Regions from separate parts of the Homo sapiens genome. Here region 2 is linked to region 1. A link is a loop called in an ENCODE intact Hi-C map of the cell type or tissue named here. Cell type or tissue: left ventricle myocardium inferior. All regions are shown on one strand. Links, peaks and the distances in the headings refer to the core of each region. The heading gives the core; the rest is flanking DNA.

The links. Peaks named below come from ENCODE experiments on the same cell type or tissue, not always from the same donor. Only the 100,000 strongest peaks of a DNase experiment are listed, where the experiment ranks them.
Region 2: a loop joins it to region 1, with 2.2 times the contacts of the local background. A loop is called at or near these places in 1 of 110 quality-filtered maps.

Annotation. Positions count from the first base shown.
Region 1 is chr9:123,655,911-123,665,107 of GRCh38, reverse strand. All of the region lies in intron 8 of DENND1A (DENN domain containing 1A), which reads left to right. Among named protein-coding and RNA genes, the nearest start is that of MIR7150, 170 kb to the right of the region's middle. In left ventricle myocardium inferior, for the core only: no CTCF peak of the experiment used is centred there; a DNase peak (open chromatin) is centred at 4,222; H3K27ac peaks cover 411 bases.
Region 2 is chr9:123,565,806-123,575,002 of GRCh38, reverse strand. The region is part of intron 12 of DENND1A (DENN domain containing 1A); the gene reads left to right. LOC105376266 (a long non-coding RNA gene) reads left to right here. Exons shown (of 2, transcript XR_930332.3): 1 at 1-4,768; 2 at 5,408-7,747. Among named protein-coding and RNA genes, the nearest start is that of MIR7150, 85 kb to the right of the region's middle. RefSeq lists a silencer at 3,598-3,677. In left ventricle myocardium inferior, for the core only: no CTCF peak of the experiment used is centred there; DNase peaks (open chromatin) are centred at 5,732 and 6,262; H3K4me3 peaks cover 778 bases; H3K27ac peaks cover 2,077 bases.

The DNA of each region.
Region 1 (9,197 bases), core at 633-8,632:
CTCAGAAAATTCCATTGAAATGATGAACGAAAGGAGAAAAATATTTCCCTAATGACAGAGGAAGCTACCATGAGCCAGAAAGTTTGGGAATTTACATAATATAAAGGAGATGATTACTGATAGTTGCAGTCAATTCAGTATAGACAGTGGAGAAATCCAAAAAGAAGTGGGAAAGTAATGCAGGAAGAGCAGAAGCAGAGGCATACTCTGGCTATGAAGGAGGCTACTGAAGGATTATTTTAAAATGCCATGGGACATTTATAAGAACTGATCATGTACTAAATCACACCAAAAATTTCAAAATAGAGCATACTAAACTCTTACAGGTCACTGTCTTTTATGGTGGTGAACGAAAACTATAATAATAAATTAATTAAAGGTTTAAAAATATTCATCTATTTGAAATAGCAGTTGGATCAAAGATGATACAAATTGAAATTAGTTATTATTTAGAAATTAATGACAATGAGGACACTAAACAAGTGCCTTAGGGATGTGGCCAAAACCACACTCTGGGGAAAATTCATAGCTTTGAATGCTTTTATATAAATAAAAAATTTAGAAAACAATGAACTTGACTTTCAAGAAGCTAAAAAAAAAGAATAGTAATAAATAACCAAAACTAGAAAAAGAAATTATAATTTAATTTATTAGGGAATATTGTTAAAGTAAAATTGAAAAATAGTAGTTTTTAAAAACTGAATTTGTGAAAAGAATAAAATTTTAAACTTATTCAATAAATTTAAAGATTGTGAAAAGAGAAAATTTTCTAGAAAAAGACAAATGATAGTTGGCCTGAGAAATAGGCAATATGAATATAGAATTATAACTTGAAAAGATTAATAAAGCTCTATTTCAATCTCCATCCTTCAAAAAAATCTATCAGGTTTAGGTGGTTAAGGTGTTTCAGGAACAGATAATTATTACTTAAACAGTACCAAATCATAGGAAAGGTATGTATGTATGTGTATCACACAACAGCAAAAGAAAAATCAGGCATAATCTCCCATCTCAGAGATCTGTTTCTGAGTTTTTTCATCCTTCCTTTTTATGACATGTAGTTTTCAAAGTGTGCAACCGGGAACCCCAGTGTTGCTTTGGCAGCCCTGGAAGGCCTCACAGAGGTAGATGGCTAACTGATCAGAGCACTAGATCCCTGCTCCTATTTTATTCAGAGCAGGTTAGTTTCCACTGCTTACACTGGGGGTTGAGTAATACTTTGTTTGAGACAGAAGTATTCTTTTGGTTTTTTTTTTTTGTTGTTAAGTTTCAAAACTTACATTTTTAAAAGCACACAAAATGTACACACTTTATATCTGTTTTTCTTGTAACAATGTACGCTGAACATTTACCTGTGTCATTAAAAATTCTTTACAAATATTTTGTTGTAAAAGATTAATACTGATACATAGAGAAAAAAATGAAAGGCCCCCATTACCACCACCCCCTCCAACCCCAATCCCACTCTCCCTCCAACCCCAATCCCACTCTCCCTCCAGTGTTTGATGAAACCTTTCTCTAGGAATTTAGTGTTATGTGTAGCTATGAAGGAGGCTACTGAAGGATTATTTTAAAATGCCATGGGACATTTATAAGAATTGATCATGTACTAAATCACACCAAAAATTTCAAAATAGAGCATACTAAACTCTCACAGGTCACTCTTTTATGGCGGTGAACGAAAACTATAATAATAAATTAATTAAAGGTTTAAAAATATTCATCTATTTGAAATAGCAGTTGGATCAAAGATGATACAAATTGAAATTAGTTATTATTTAGAAATTAATGACAATGAGGACACTAAACAAGTACCTTAGGGATGTGGCCTGTGTGTGTTGTAGATGGTTTTTAAACATAAATATGATTCTATTCATACTTGTTTAGCAACTCATTTTTTAGTTTAATGTATTCTAAAAAGTGTTCATATCTACCTACTTCTTCCTTTTTAATGACATACTTATTTAGTGGTATTTTTACTCTTATGAAAGTAATGCATATTAATGGCTTAAAAACATGTAGTACTACATAGTTGTTGATGAAAACCAGCAATTTTCAAGTTGCCCAGCTACTTTCAAGTTTTTAGCAGCTGTGTTTCCCTCTGTATTTTTGAGTAACTTATTCATATTGCTAAATCTTATTTTTTTTCTGTTACAGATATCACTTATTGATTTTCCTATAGAAGATGAGAGTTTTGGTCTTTTACCACCTATAACACTCCCCACCCCGAAACACACAGAATAACGTTCTCTCAGTCACATATTTCCCCTCTCCCATTCTTTCTATACCTTTAGAAAATTTTTACATTAAATCAGAAGTTAATGTTTACATTTTAATGAGCATACTGAAGTAGTTAGTAGATTACCTTTCCTTTCTTATACAACTTTTTGTCACGTAAGCATTCTTGGGTTTCACATCTTCCTCATTCTTGATTTCACTCCCTCATTTTGGTGAGACATGCGCCAGTAGTTTTCTTGAGAAAGTGCTTGTTAGAGGCAACATTTTTAGACCTAGCATGACTAAAAATAACTCTCTTCTTCTTTTTTTGAGACAGTCTCGCTCTGTCATTCAGGCTGGAGTGCAGTGGCACAATCTCGGCTCACTGCAAACTCCACCTCCTGGGCTCAAGCGATTGTCCTGTCTCAGCCTCCCAAATAGTTGTGGCTACAGGTACACACCACCACACCTGGCTAATTTTTGTACATTTTAGTACAGATGGGGTTTCACCATGTTGGCCAGGCTGGTCTTGAACTCCTGACCTCAATTGATCCACCTGCCTTGGCCTCCCAAAGTGCTGGAATTACAAGTGTGAGTCCAGCCTCTTTATTCTTCTTTTGATAGTTTGACTGGGTATAGAACTCTAGGTTGGAAATTACTCTATCTTCCCAACTTTGAAGATGTTTCTCCACTGACTTCTAGCTTTGCTGTTGCAACTAAGAAGTCTCAGCCATTCCGATTCCTGTGATTTACTTATTGTAACCATCCTTTGGTGGTCCCTCCTGGTATCCTGAAATTGCAGTGATGCGCCTTGCTACGGGCCTGTTTTCATCTATTGTGCTGGGCACTTGGTGGTTCCATTTAATATGGAAACTCATGTCCTTTAGAGCTGAGAACTTTTCTTACATTATTTCTTTGAAAAAATATTCTTCATTTTTCTTTCTTTCTCTGGGGCCTCTATGATAGAATGTTAAAATATCCTGTGCTGATCCTCTAATTTTCTTGTTTTTTCTCTCCTATTTTCCATCTCTCTCTTTTCGTTTTCTCTCTACTTTCTTCAGCAAATCTTTCCATCTTTGGAAATTTACTTCTGCCATTATATTAATATTTTCACTCATCTGTGAGACTGTTATTTATAGATTTTAAAAAGTGTTCTTCTCCTCGTATTATTTTCCTGCTCAACATTCCTATCTTCTGTTTGTTTTATTCCTTAACTTTCACTGTAGAGCCTTTCCTCAAATGGCTGCCCCGTCACATTTAAGAGTGAGGCACTAAAAAGCTGGCTGAATGCTCTGTCAGTCATTTCTGGAGCTTGGAACTAGTGTGGCTATTTTGGGGGCAGTGGCCTCTCAAATATCAGTATCAGAATCTTTTTCTTTGGAGTTGGTCTGTTTTCTTTGCCTAGGTAGTGTATGCTTTATTATCAGTGTTCTGGAAGCTGAGTAGGAATGGTAGGTTATGACATGTCAGCATCTAATATGTATACCTTCGTTTAGTACTCATTTTCAGTGTAAGCCTTTATTGCCTGTCAAAGGCTTTATTGCCCGTCCTCAACTGTACCTGGTGTCACCAGGCCTTTCTGGTTCAGTTCTTCTAGAAAGTAAACACATATTCCTCTGGAGAGGTGTGGGAAAGTCTGTTAACTAGCTCATTGAGCTGGGAGAGGAGATCCTTGGGATTGAATTACTCCTATTTTTATTTGCACCCCGTCTCCTAGCCTTCAGAGATTCTGGGTGTCTCCAGTTCCTTTTTGGAATTCTTTTTGTGCTATGAGTTGGGCTGAATGCTCGGTGCTGTGCCTGCCCACCTTATCCGTAGCTTTAAGCTTTCCTTCTCAACCTCAGTCGCATGCTTGTCAGCTTGGGCCAGATCATTCTTTGTTGAATGGGGCTGTTTTATACATCGTAGGATATTTAGCAAGCATCTCTGGGCTCTACTCACTATATGATGGTAGCACATTCCCCTCCAGCTGTGACAACCAAAAATGTCCCCAGGCATTGCCAAATATCCCCTGGGGGACTAATGGCCCCAGCTTGAAAACCACTTCGTTAGTCACATCTGCTTTTTGGCTTTCAAAAATTTGATCTCTTTGTTCCATTACTAATTCTTCTCCTGTTTTTTGGCGTTTGTGCCTTTTAAAATTCTTTTACTTTGACTTTTTCTGGGAGGCTGGTATCAGGAGAGAGAAAAGATAAATGTATGTTTAATTCACTGTATTTAACTGTTTTAACTGTGCTTTTCCTACTAATAGACATTTACATTTTCTATAAATAATGTTATGATAAAAATGATTGCCTAGGTTAGGTTCATTAAAAAATTTTTTTTTTCTTTTAAGAATAAATAATTTCTTAAGAACTTCATTTTAAGGTACTTGGAAATTCTGATCATTTCTAATTTTTCAAAACCACAATTGAGATTAGGAAGTTTTTTTTTTTAAGTCTTCTCATAGCCTTACCTCCAAAGCCTGTCTGCACTGTATGCTACCTCTCCTGCCCCCACTATTTTAAAAATTTACATTCCTTCTGCTGGTTTTGCTACTAATGAACCAATTCCCTGTGCATGACCCATTGTCCCTAAATCCTCCTTTGCAAACCAGTAAAAGGCTAGCGTTGTTTGTTTCTAAGCAGAATGGTGATACCAATCTGCCAGACTCCTACCGTACATGCTTCCACTTTAATCCTTAGAGCTACTCCGAAAGGGGTAGACCTGAGCCCCGTTTTAGACAGGGAGCCCAGAGCTCACAGAGCTGAGGTGGCAAGGTCTGCTCGTAAGCACAGTGTAGCGACCCAGGTTTGTAAGCTTTTGTTCCTGTTGTACCCCACTGCCTCCCTGGAATTGATGTGTTCTATTCATGAGGAAAAAAAGAAAAGAAATGTTTTTTTAAATATATAGCAAATTACAAAATGAAGCAGGAAAGCCTTTCCTCTAAGGAGAATCTGAACTTTTGTAGGACCAATTTATGTGGTTTTTGACACAGAATCACTGTTGAGCTCTAGCAGTGTTGAAATTTGCATATTAATCTCTTGATGATTTTTCAAGGATTAATTTAAAATTACTAAATTGCTGCATTGCAAATTGAAACAAGCAGTAACTGTGGGGTTGTTAATCCTTTATGATCTGGTGTAGTGGAAAGAACATGAATTTTAGAGACAACCAGACTCTGGGCTTTGCTACCCTGGGACTTTGGGGCAATGTACTTATACTCTTGGAGCCTCTAGGTCCTTATCTACAAAAGGAAAATGTGAGAAACTCATGAAGTATTAAATGTAGCGTTCCAAGGACAATGTCTGGTTTGATGGAGATGCTGCTTTCAATGGTCTGTTTCTTTTTCTCCTTTTCTTGGCTCTCCCAGAATTCTAGTCTTAACCTCCCTTGAGATCTGAGTTGTGGCTGAGGGCTGAAGAACATTATTCTTGGAGCACATCTTTTCTAGATTTTTTTCATATTCATGGTTATGGAGATTAATTCTCTTCCTTTTATGGGGCATATATTTCATGGGGCCTTGAAAGTGTCTTAGCAGGCCCTTTTCACACCAGAATGTCTGAAGCTTGGAACTGGTGTGGCAGATGGAGCCCAGGGCTCCGCTGCCTGTAATATAGATGGTTTGTAAATATTTATTGATTATCTCCTCTAAGGAACATAAGCAACAAAAAGGATAAATAGGCTTTGGGATGTGGAACTTAATAATGTTCTATCACCAGATAATCCTGTTCTCCTGGACAGCTTCAGAGAAGTGTTAGTGTGCAAAAAGAGAGGAAGGAGCTGGTATTTATTGAGCATCCACTGTGGATCAGATCGGGCACTGTTTGTTATGTTATGAAATCTTCACAACAGCCTTATAGTATGGTTGTTATCTCTGTTCTGGAGAGGAAATGAAGCCCAGAGAAGTGAGGTAACTTGCCAAACCAGGAAGTGCTAAAACCAGGATTCACCCTTCAGTGGGTATGATCTGAGCATTGAGATGCTGCCTGGTCTGGGCCCTGGCTCCGTGGCTCTCTCTGCCCATCTAAGAAATTGCTCATCATATGTGTAAGTTATATAATTAATTGAATGAACGTTTGGTAAAATGTCCTCTCTCCTTCTCTAAGGACAGGGATCAGTATTTTTTTTCACAGTAGCACTGTACCCAGAACAGAATAGATGCCCAATATGTATTTATTGACTGAACGAATGACTGAATGAATGAATGAACATGTAGCCACCCCCAGGAGAAGAAAAAAGAACAATTCCTTTCAGTTGGCTTTTGGGCCAATTTGTCTGCAAGACATTAATGAAAAGCAAACTTAAAAAATTAATTCTTTTCCCTTTCAGATCCCCATTGAAGTTAATTCTCATTATTTCTACAATTTCTTTGTAAAAATATTTTCTTTCTTTTCACTGAAAAACTATCACTCTGTAATTGCTCATCAGGGTTTTCTCTGTCTATCAAGATAACACATGTAGGAGTGAATTTTATGCAGGCAATAATTAAATGAGCATAAATCTTTATAAATTTTAAACAGTTGACCTGCATTTAAAAAAAAGTCACAGATCATGAACAGTTATGTAGTAATAATTACATTGTAAACCAGCTATATAAAGGATTTTTTTTTAGTGTCCAGGTTTTGAAGTTTACTTTTGATTAATGGATAATCATATAGACCTTCATTTGGAATATTAAACAAACCTGTCTTAATTATCTCGTTGGTGTCATACCAAGTGGTTAATGATGCGAGGAAAGCAGTTAGAATGGACAGTTACATATAACATTGCCCAGACTCCACTTTGTCAAAAGATGCGCCATGATATAGAAAAGATTTATGAACTCATCATGACTTTCAAACATAAACAAAGTTGAAGTGGTAGTAGAAGACCTATTATCAAGAACTGCGATTATAGAGAATTCCATTGTTGCTCTTAAGAGTTGTCAGGTAATTGTTTATTCTAATGGTTTTTCTATTCACATGGAGGGATGAAAGTTGACCTCTGAGTAAACTCTGCTTTCCTTTCTAGAATACTCTTCTCTGATTTGATTGCTTATGTGAATTTCTGGGATTCTTTCTTAAGCAGATTGTTTTATAATCCAAATTTATAATTCCCTTTAAAGAATCCCTCCCAACTAAGGTTACCTAAATTCTTAAAAAAAAAAAATCAGTTGAGGGTTTTAAAAATTTTTATTATGGTAAAATAATTTGAATAGGAGTTATTTCAGTAAACAAGACCCACTGACAAAACCAAGCCTCTTGCCTTGGAAGCTGCCTTCAGACACAAGACAGTAGGTCTTTATCATGTGTACCATGTATGAAGTGGAAAGTCACAAAGACTAATAAAATGACAGACAGTGGGGCGGACTAGCATCTGTTTCGAAGGCTCCAAGGAGTACCCAGCTTAGAGTCAGTTCTTTGGTTTGAGGATTATCTCATTTCCCTAAGGTATTGAACCTAAGACGCTTTCTCTCTAAGCCCCACTATATCCCCTCCCATCCCCACCCCACTCCAACTCCCCCCATCGCCACCACCCCCACCTGCTTCGTAACCTCAGGCATGGATCACAGTGAGCCTCAAGTCCCCAGCCACCTGGATTGGTGCAGGAGCCAGCAGGGACAGCTAGAAGGGAGCAGCCATTATAAGGCTTCTCCTGGGAGGATGGGGGTTTTGCCAGGTGCCATTCCCTTTCTCTTTGTCTGGATTTAGAGCCACAGGGGGTTCGCACTTGACCTGACGCTTACCAACGTTTCTTTGCAGAGATGAGAAGTGGGAGCCAAGAGTCTAAGGAGCTTGTGCGTTGCAGGCTTCTTCTGAAGTGCACCTTGCAGGCTGCTCTGTCCAGAGACCTTCCTCAGATTTGAGCCCTTTCCAGCCTGGGTGGGGGATAGCTTTGTAGCTGTGCTACCCAGCCCTAGAGAGTGTGGCCAGAAGAGATGCTAGGTGGAGAGGCACATGCTCATGGGGACATAAATGTATGTGTAACTGAAATAATGTTTAAACTCCATGAGTAGGAAAGGAATATCCTCAAGCCTAAAAACTTACTGGCACTAAGAAAACCGAGACCTTTTGAGCACAGAAACTGGGAACTAGTCCTTGAAGCAAGGTTTTCCTTTCCAAGTAGGTGAGTCACACAGAGAAGTAATTGGCAGAGAATGAAGAAAGTGGTTACTTAGGCTCAGCCATGGTGGCATTACAGCCCAGGACACTAAGCCTAGGAAGAGGTGGCCAGGGACACCATGTTTGACAGAAATTATGGTGCTTTAGAAGGAGGATTTATCCTTTATTAAAAGAATGGACTCTCCCTTTAAAAACCTATTTGGGCAAGTAGACTAGTATGGTGCATAGTAATCTAGAAGTCCAGGGGTCACTTGAGATTTTTTTCTCCTTCCCTCCCCAAGTCTAATTCATCGTCAAGTCCTGTGATTCTACTTTATGGATATCCCTGACATCTACACCCAAAGCTTTTGTCTGAATTGGTTTTCTAATGTATATTTTAATCATTTCTTTCCCAGAATATGGCAGCAGCCTGTTAGTTGACTGTCCTGCCTCCTGTTTGCCCTCTTATCTGTCCTCCACAGAGTCTCTAGGAAGATTTTTCTGAAACACAAATAGGGTCATGTCAGGATCCTTCAGCACTGCCCTGTCCCTAGCTCCCCTGCCCCCTGCTCTCCCTCCCCGCCCTGCCTCTCACTCTCTTCCCTGCGTGTGCGCTCCTCTCCCCACCCTGTCTTTGCCTCTGCCTGGAATATGCTTCTTCCCTGGTCCACTGAGTGAACCCCTGTTTGGAGGCCCAGACCAAATGTCTTCTCTGTCACACTTTCTCCAGCCTTCCCCTGCATATCCGTCAAGGGGAGTGAGGCTTCTCAGCCATGCCTGGAGTGTAGCCTCAACCACGGTATGTTGCATACTGGATTTCTGAGTCTAATGTCCCTCCCACCCCAGAGTAAGCAGGAAGATGGAGATCACAGTTAGTTTATCTCTGCAGGCCTAGCTCCCAGGAGGGTGCTAGGCACA
Region 2 (9,197 bases), core at 841-8,840, 90 kb after region 1:
AGGAGACTAAGGAGACATGACAACTAAATGCAATGTAGGATCCTGGATTGGATCTTGGGATAGAAAAATGGCATGAATGGAAAACTGATGAAATCACAATAAAGTCTGGAGTTTAGTTAATACTAATGTGCTATTGTTAGTTTCTTAGTTTTGACAAATGTGTGGTGGTAATCTAAGATATGCAAGCTTGTCCAACCCACCCCACTTTGTTGTTGTGGCTGTTCTGTTTTGTTTTAGGCTTTTAGCAGCCCAAAGCCATAGCTTTTAGTTTCTCTCTCTAGTGATAAGTGGAAAAGAGGGATGAGGAAGAGGCTTTGCCGGCCCAACCAGAAACAAACTAAGAACCCATGACTGCATTCTCTCCCTTTAACACCCCTGTTTAGGGGAAACTGAAACTGGGTAAGGAGAATATGGGTCCTCTTTGTACTATCTTTGTAACTTTTCTGTAAATCTAAAAATATTTCAAAATGAAAGTTCATTTTAGAAAAAGAAGGGAGTATTATGAATAACTTTACAATTTTGACAAATTAGGTAAAATGAACAAATTCCTTGAATTACAGAAAGTGACTCAAGAAGAAATAGAAAAATGGCACTATTTCTATTAAAGAATTTTAAATCTGTAAAACTTTCCCACAAAGAAAACCCTAGGCCCAGAGAGCCTCCCTGGTGAATTCTATCATATATTTAAGAAGAACTAACACAATCTTATCACCAACTTTTTCAAAAAACAGAAGTAAAAGGAAGATGTCTCATCTTATTTTATGAGGTCAGCTTTACCCCAACTTGAAAACCAGATAAATAATTTACAAACAAAAAAAAAAAAAAAAAAGGCAACTACAGACCAATATAGATGCAAAAATCTTTAACAATATATTATCAAATTGAATCCAGCAATATATAAAAAAGGATAATAACCTTTTTTAAAAGATGTGAATACAGGTTGGCTAAATATTTGAAAAACCATGTAATCTATTATATCAGTAAACTGAAAAGGAAAATAATAACAAGATATATGAAAAAAAAAATTTAGGAAAAATTCGGCAATATTCATGATAAGAACTCCTAGAAAATGAAGTATTCTCACTGTGATAGAGAGCATCTAGAAAAGACCTACAGCTCACATCATACTTAATGGTGAAAGACTGATTTCTTTCCCCCGAGAATGAAAGAAAGGTATCTGCTCTTCTTATTTCTATTCAACATTGTACTGGAGGTTCCCACCAGTTCACTAAGACAGGGAAAAGAGGTAAAGCCTTAATGATTAGAAAGAAGTGAAATTCTCTTTATTCAGACAACTTGATCGTGTATATGGAAAATTCTAAGGAGTCTCATAAATGAATTTAGTAAGGGTGCAGGATAAAGTCAGTATACAAAAATCAAATGTATTTCTATATACTAGTAACAAGCAATTGAAAATGAGATTTTTTAAAGTACCATTTAAAATAGCATACAAAACACAAAATACTTAGGAATAAATTTAAGAAAATATGTTGAAAATTTGTATCCTGAAAGCTATGAAACATTTCTGAAAAAAAATTTAAAAGACCTAAATAAATGGAGAGCTATTCCATGTTTTGGATTGGAAGACTCAATATTTTTTTACTCAATATTTTTAAGATGTTAATTTTCCCTAAATTGATCTATAGATTCAATATAATCCCAACCCAAATTCCAGATGGCTTTCTTTTTGGTAAACTTCACAAGCTGATTCTAAAATGTATATGAATATGCAAAAGATCTAGAATAGCCAAAACAATGTTGAAAGAGAAGAACAAAGTTGTAGGACTTATATTACCTGTTTGCAAGACTCACTATAAAGTTACAGTAATCAAGACAGTGTAGAAACACATATAAATCAATAGAACAAAATTAAGAGTCCAGAATTAGACCTACACATAAGTGGTCAATTGATTTTTCAACAAATATGCCAAAGTAATTCAAAAGGGAAAGAAGAGGGATCTTTTATTCCAACAAACGTGCTGGAACAACTGGATATCTATATGGAAAAAAAAGAAGCCTTGACTTTTACCTCATGCAAATATTAGCTCAAAATAGACTATAGACCTAAAAATAGAAGCAAAAACAATCAAATGACTAGAAAAAAAATATGAGAGGGAATCCTCATGAATTGGGGGTAGGCAAAAATTTCTTAGGACATAAAAAGCACACATCATAAATAAAAAAGTGATAAATTGGATGTCATGAAAGGTAAAAACTTATGCTCCCCAAAAGCATCATTTAAAAAATGAAGAGGCAAGCCACAGACAAAATGAGATAAAATATTCTTAACACTTATACCTAAAAAAGGACTTTTATCCAAAATATATTTAAAAATTCCAAAACTCAATAGCAAGAAGATAGCTCAATTAAAATGGGTAAAATATTTGAAGAAACACATCACAACATGCACATGAAAAGATACTCCGCATCGTTAGTCATGAGGGTACAAATTAATGTCACAACAAGGTTCTACTGCATACCCACTGGTACGGCTAAAATAAAAAGGCTGAATTTCTTATAGATGTATATTTTAAACATATGTTTACTGTATGACCAGGCGATCCCACACCTAGGTATTTGCCCAAGAAAAGGAAAACGTATGTATGTGTATGTTTTTAGCAACCCAAACCAGAAACAATACAGACGTCCCCCAACTGGTTAATATAAAAACAATCAGTGGTATACCCATAAAATAGAAGGCTACTCCACAATCAAGAAGAAGAAACTAACTACTGATCTATTCCACAAAATGGATGAATCTCAAATACATTAGAAGTGACAGAATCCATTTATTTTGTATTCTGGAACAGGCAAAACTATAAAGCTAGAAACAGCTGAGTGGTTGCCAGGACTAAAAGTGGAACAAGGGAAATTTGGGGGATGATGGACCGTCTGTATCTTGATTGTGGTGATAGATATATGACTGCATGTATCTTTCAAAATTCTTAGAACTATTCACTAAAGATGGTGAATCTTAAGGTATGTAAATCATACCTCAATAAACCTGACTTTAAAATTATTTAAACACTGGCAACACCAAGTATTGTCAAAGATGTGGAAGCATTTATGTGGAGCTTTCATCACGGCTGATGGGAGTACAATACGGTACAACCACTTTGGAAAACAGTTTGTCAATATCTCATGAAGTTAAACTTACGCCTACCATACAACCCAACAATCCCACACCTGGCTATTCACCCAAGAGAAATGAAACTATATCCAAACAGGCTTGTACATGAATGTTTATGGCAGCTGTATTCATAGAGAACAATAACTGAAAGTAACCGAAATGTCTATCAAATGGTAGATGGATAAATAAACAATGTATTATATCCCTTATGTTTATGTATTTACTCAGTATTCTGTAGTAACAAACGTTTGATACACCAAGCAACATGAATGAATCTTAATTCACACTGAGCAAAAGAAACCAGACACACAGCACTGTAGGATTTCATGTATGTAAAAATAGAAGAGAGAAAGCTAGTCTATAGTGGCTGAAAGCAGATCAGTGGTTGCCTTGGGCTGGGATGGAGGAGGCAGGGCCTGACTGCCAAGGGGCACCAACCAACCTTCTGTGGTGAAGGAACTGTTCTGTTTCTTGATTGTGGAGGTGGTTACACACGTGTAGACATTGGTCAAAACTCACTGGACTGTGCTTTTTAAGTGTATGCATTCTATTATATATCAGTTATGACTTAGTTAATTTTTAAAAGTAGCAGCCTTGGAAATTAATTTTAAAGGTGGAGTTCCAATATTAAGTAGCTTTCAGAACAACTCTGCTGATTTTTAGATGATTTATGTACATGAGCAAAGGGTTACTTTGGAGGCAGGATGGCTCGGCTTTGTGCTAGATGCCTAGACAATTTAGTCTCAAATGTATAATCTTGTCTGAGTTAGCTTTGTTTTACCCTAAAAAAAAAAATGAGGTTGGCAAGGTTAATGCCTTATACCTTGCTATGTTCCATGAAAGTTGCCAAAGTAGTGTTTTCACTGACAATATTGCATTGTTCCCTAGCTATGGATTTTGGAGGAAAAATATGGCAAGAATACTCCTTCTTTTAGATCTAAAGGCGTGTTTACAGACTTCATGTTTATCTCAAGCCCTGGCCTTCTCCACGCCATATTTCTTTAAAGGCCCAGAACCCTCAGACTCTCGAGATATTCTACAGGGCTTGTAGGAACTGGTGTGTGATCTTTCCCTGTGAGTCAACAATGCATTTGATTCCAGAAGCGAGGGACTAGGCCTTTTTATGGACTTGATACTTCTACCCTGTTAATGCATTTTTGTTAGTATTTTCTGATAGAGTGTTTATTCATTCAGCAGGCATTTCCTGAGCACCTACTATGTGCTAGGCTTTATATTGGGTATAATGAGTATGGAGGTGATTAAGACATAACCTTTATTCTCAGTGAGGTCCCAGGCTGGTTAGTAGAAAAGCTAATGCAGGCTGGACTGCCAGTCTTGCCCCCACTTCTCCAGTCCCCATCCATCCTCCAGGCTATAAACAAAGGTGTATTACAGAGCATGGAGACCACTCCCCAACTGAAAACCTTTAGTGGTGCCTCATTTTTCTCTTGGTGAAATTCAGGCTCCATAATATGGGCCTTTGTAATCCACTTTCTGCCCATCTCTCCTACCTCATCTCTTGCCATTGCTCTTCTACCCATTTATACTTTTTACTGACAGCTTTGCTTCCATACACAGGAGACTCTGGATGTTTCTAGTTCAGAGTCTTCCAGATGGGCAGATCTATAGCCACTTCAGGTATGGAGATTATTTGTTCATTATTCATTTAGCCAAAGTTTTTTGGGTGTATGCTCAGTGTATTGAGCCATGGGGACATGGAAACACTTGAGAAACAGTCATCCTTCCTGGAAAGGAGCGATGAGCACACTGGGGGATGAGAACTGAATGCATGGAGGTTGGAGGTGTGAACCAGGAATTAACAGTTTATTACGGCTAGAACATAGGGTGTGTGGTTGGGAGGGACAAAAGATGAGACCCAAATAGACAGGAGGGACCAGATTGGGAATGGTCACAAAAACAAGTTTGGACTTCAAGTTTGGGGCAGTGGGGCATCTACTAAGGTGATTAAGCCAGGGAATGATGTGATAAAATTCATGCTACCAGGAGTCCCAGACTAAGGGTCGAGTGTTGGATCCCACCTCTTGCTGCTTTGCTGGTTGCTAGAATCTGACCAAAGCTTTCCCCCACCCCACGTCTACTGATATTGGACTTGGGGTCAGGGGACAGTGTGCTAGAGAGAATTCTTAGTAGCACCTGTGACCAGCATCCAGTCATTCATCCCTTGTGCTTTTCAGGAGTTGTTTGTCCATCCCTGTTCTGTCTTGGGCCACTTGGCGACACTGTCCATGCTGTGACTTGTAAATTTCATTCATTCAGGAAGAGAGCATCGTGATCCAGTGAGCCTTGCCCTAAGCGTGTGTGTATGATTTGTCAACGATCGAGGATTTTATGGGAGTTTATGGGACTTCATTAAAGATGCTGGAGCAGGAGCACTGTGGGACATCAGAAGAGACCTCAGCAATAAACCACAATTCCAAGCTTTGGAATGCAGTAAATGTTTAAGAGACTTCCTTCCTTTCATTACTGAATTTTACTTTACTTTCATACCAGTAAAGAGTTGTGTTTTATTGGTTGAAATTTCTTGATTCTGTTTTTCCCAGGTCTGTTTAAAAGCTACATTTTATCTTTGAGGATGTTTGGCTCGTGGTGGAGGAAGTGCTGCCAGCGAATTCAATTAACTGGCAGAGCTCACAGATATTGTACACGGATTTCTTTTTTTCTTCTTTTTCACAACTGCTACATAAACACAGCTGGGTTTAATATTTGTCGTAACAAAGATTTAACTTGAATCATTTTACCCCGGGTAATTAATGCTTGGAATCTTGGCTACTTTTTCGTTCGTTTGTAATCCTCTGCATTTCTTTACTCTAGCTATCTAGATAATGAAGTGTGCTCCTCTAGGTCTTTGCCCTGCCTTAAAACTGCTTAATATTTGGCCGTTCCCACTAGAGAGCAGATGCTTTTCTTTGCAAGAATTGAATTTCTGTCAGCTCTTTTATGCATCATGTGTTTGGAACTGTAAGTGGATCAAGTTGTTCATCACAGCGGGGACACTGTGAAACACATCTATTATACACACTTCCCACCCCCCTTCCTGTTTTGTTTTTTTTTCCTCCCCTGAGGAGGTGGAGATGCCCGGATCCCCTTGGGAGATATCTCGCTCTGTGTGGATGTATCCATGTGATCCACCATGAATCCGGCCTGGCCACATCCCTAAGCAGGGAAATCTGTATCCATTCAGCCCAGGATTGTGGCTGAGACAAACCCCACTTTTATCTTTGTAAACACCAAGCTCTTCATTAACTCCCAAATACACACCAAGTTTGGGTCACTAAGTAAATCCACTAGGCTCAGCATAATGAGTGACATTTCAGTAATTGATGCCCTAGAATATGTTCATTGTGAACCCATGATTCTTTTCGATGCTAAAATAAAGGCTTGGGTAGTTTTGGCTTTGGAGTTGAGCTAGCGCAGAAGAATAGTCACCATCGATTAGGCCCCTACAGTGTGCCAGGCACTGTGCTAGGGGATTTGAAAATCTTGACATTTAATCTACATAAGAATCCTGCAAAAAAAAGAAGGGGAGGGTACTTTATCCCCTTTTTATAGATGAAGAAAAGGGGCCAAGTAACTTGCCTAGAGGCATCCAGATAATTGCCAGGAGGAGAGCCAGAATTTGAACTCAGGTCGGGCTGAGCCCAGAGTAAATCCATGTACTGTAAAGTGTGGTCCCCTCATGCCTAGAGGTCACTAGAATATATTCATCCATTGATCAATCAAGACATTGATTTATTATGCATGTTTATGACATGCTGCCATTGCTCCATCTGAGTTGTCTCATTCCATGTCAGGTCTGAAGTTTGGTTGGCATTTGTGAACACCTTTGTACTCATCTAAATCTGAACTCCTGGTGGTGACTGGAATAGTTTTAGTTTTGCTTTTCTCTCAAAGCTCAGTGCAAATACAACCCAAGTGCCCCAAGCAACCTACTGTTTTCTTAGAGTTTTGTGAATTTCAATTTCTAGCTGTGAACTGATGGTTAAAATTTCTACACCTCTATGGTTTAGTTTGTTAACACGGCTTTAGGGAAGCAGGCATCTTGGTGGCATTCCTGCTGTGATATGCTCATCTTTTGGGCCTCAGATAGTGGCTCTGAGGGCAGAAGTGCATTTTGGTTCATTTTTAATATATGTCATTCAATTTGCCAGAGTCATTGTGAGACATTCACATGTCTGACTGAGATACTGCTGATCTGTAGAATTAATTATAGTTAAATGGAAAGGTGGCTTTTGCTCATGAAGAAAGTCGTTAGTCTCTTGATAAACATTTTTAATTATGATTAACTTTAGTCTTCCTCCAAATACTTTCCATTAGAAAAGGCATTAATGTTCTGGTTCATTAGAAATAGAGCAATCCTTTTATTTTTGGTTTGCAGTCCATTTTGTTCTTGAAAGATATTGGTCCACTTTTTTAAAAAAAAATTGGTGGATGTTGTGTTGTAAAAAACATATAAGTTTCCTTTTGCAAGTGCATATCAGTTTTTTCAAAGGTAACTTACACTTTAATTTTGTGTGTTGTGTTTGCAAGAGAATGCTTCTTGGTTTATTCATGTTGACAACTGAAAAGCCTTAGACCTAATTAAAAGAATTTCCATGAGCACCTTTACTGAACCATTTCATTACGCGGCACTGCACAGATTGCATTGTGAAACATGGTGATAGTTTAAATCTGACCTTTAAACCTGAACTGCCAGAAGTATGGGGGGAAAACCCTTCTTTGAAAACACTCCCCGGATAAATATATGTGTGTGTATGTGTATGCATACATGCATGCACATATTTGGTTAGAAGCAATCTTTTTATGGAATGACCACCTAATAATATAAATACACATTTACTTTGAGCTCAGATCTTGTAGTCTCCTGTAGCTTGGGTAGGATTTTCTAGCTACATTAATTGTGTGTGTGTGTTTGTGTGTGTGTGTGTGTGTGTGTGTGTGGTGTGTTAAAGCTAAATTGTTGTATAAGGAAAACAAAGATAATTTCACTTACTCTGGGCCAACAAAAAAAAGTATTTGGAGGAAGGTAAGGTTTACAAATAGAAAAACACAAAAGTCTTCACTACTGTGTGTTTCAGTTTCAAATGGTGAGATACTCAGATTAATCTCATGGGGAGAGGGCTGGAGTGTATATGTGTGGGCAAGACTCCTCCTGAGCTTTATTTGGCAGATAGTGGAAACAGGCCTTTTTTGGTTTTGTTTTAAAATTGCACTTTTTTACTCCAAGGATGTCATTCTAAGGATTTGATAGCTTATTCCTGGGATGCTCAGCAGAGCCACTATAGCACATAACGAAGTAGCCATTCACATAATGATAATTGATGCTTTTGTCTGACAAAAAGCTGCCTGGAATTCTAACTCTTGCCACTAACTTTCTGACATATACACAGCCCACAAGTTGTCAGGGGAGAGGGAGGGAGCAGAGACCCGGGCTCGTAGGGTCATAGCCAGCTCCAGCATGGAACTCCACATAAATAGCACAGCCCTCACTCCCCCATGGAGAACCAGGATCTTTGAGGGGAGAATGGGATGCAGAAGAAGCAATTAAAGCCAACTGAGGTCAAGGTACAACCATGTTCTCAAGAAAGAAGCAGGAAAGCAAGGAATGAGAGGAAACAATAATGGAGATATATTAAATCAGGGAAAAAATAAACCAGTATCATGGACATATCTAATTTGGTGGTCTAAGAAACCCTGGCAGCAGTGAGAATCAATGGACTAGCACAGACTCTGGAGTAAGACAGACTTGGACTTGACTTTGGCTTCCACCCTTGCCTTACTGTCAGTGTGATGTGGAACTGGGTCTTACTTTCCTCATCTGTGTAGTGGGGATAGCTGTGCCTACCTAGGCCATTTGTTCTGAAATTTTAATACAATACTGGATATGAAAATACTTGTCATTGTCATTTGGGAACTAGTAGGGTGCTTGATAAATACTGGTTTCTGTTCCTTTCTCCTGATAAATTTCTTGTTCTTACAGAAACTATTCCTGGGAAAGAGACTAGGGTGTTATTGCTTTGACATATTAAGACTTTTTGTTTTGAATTTG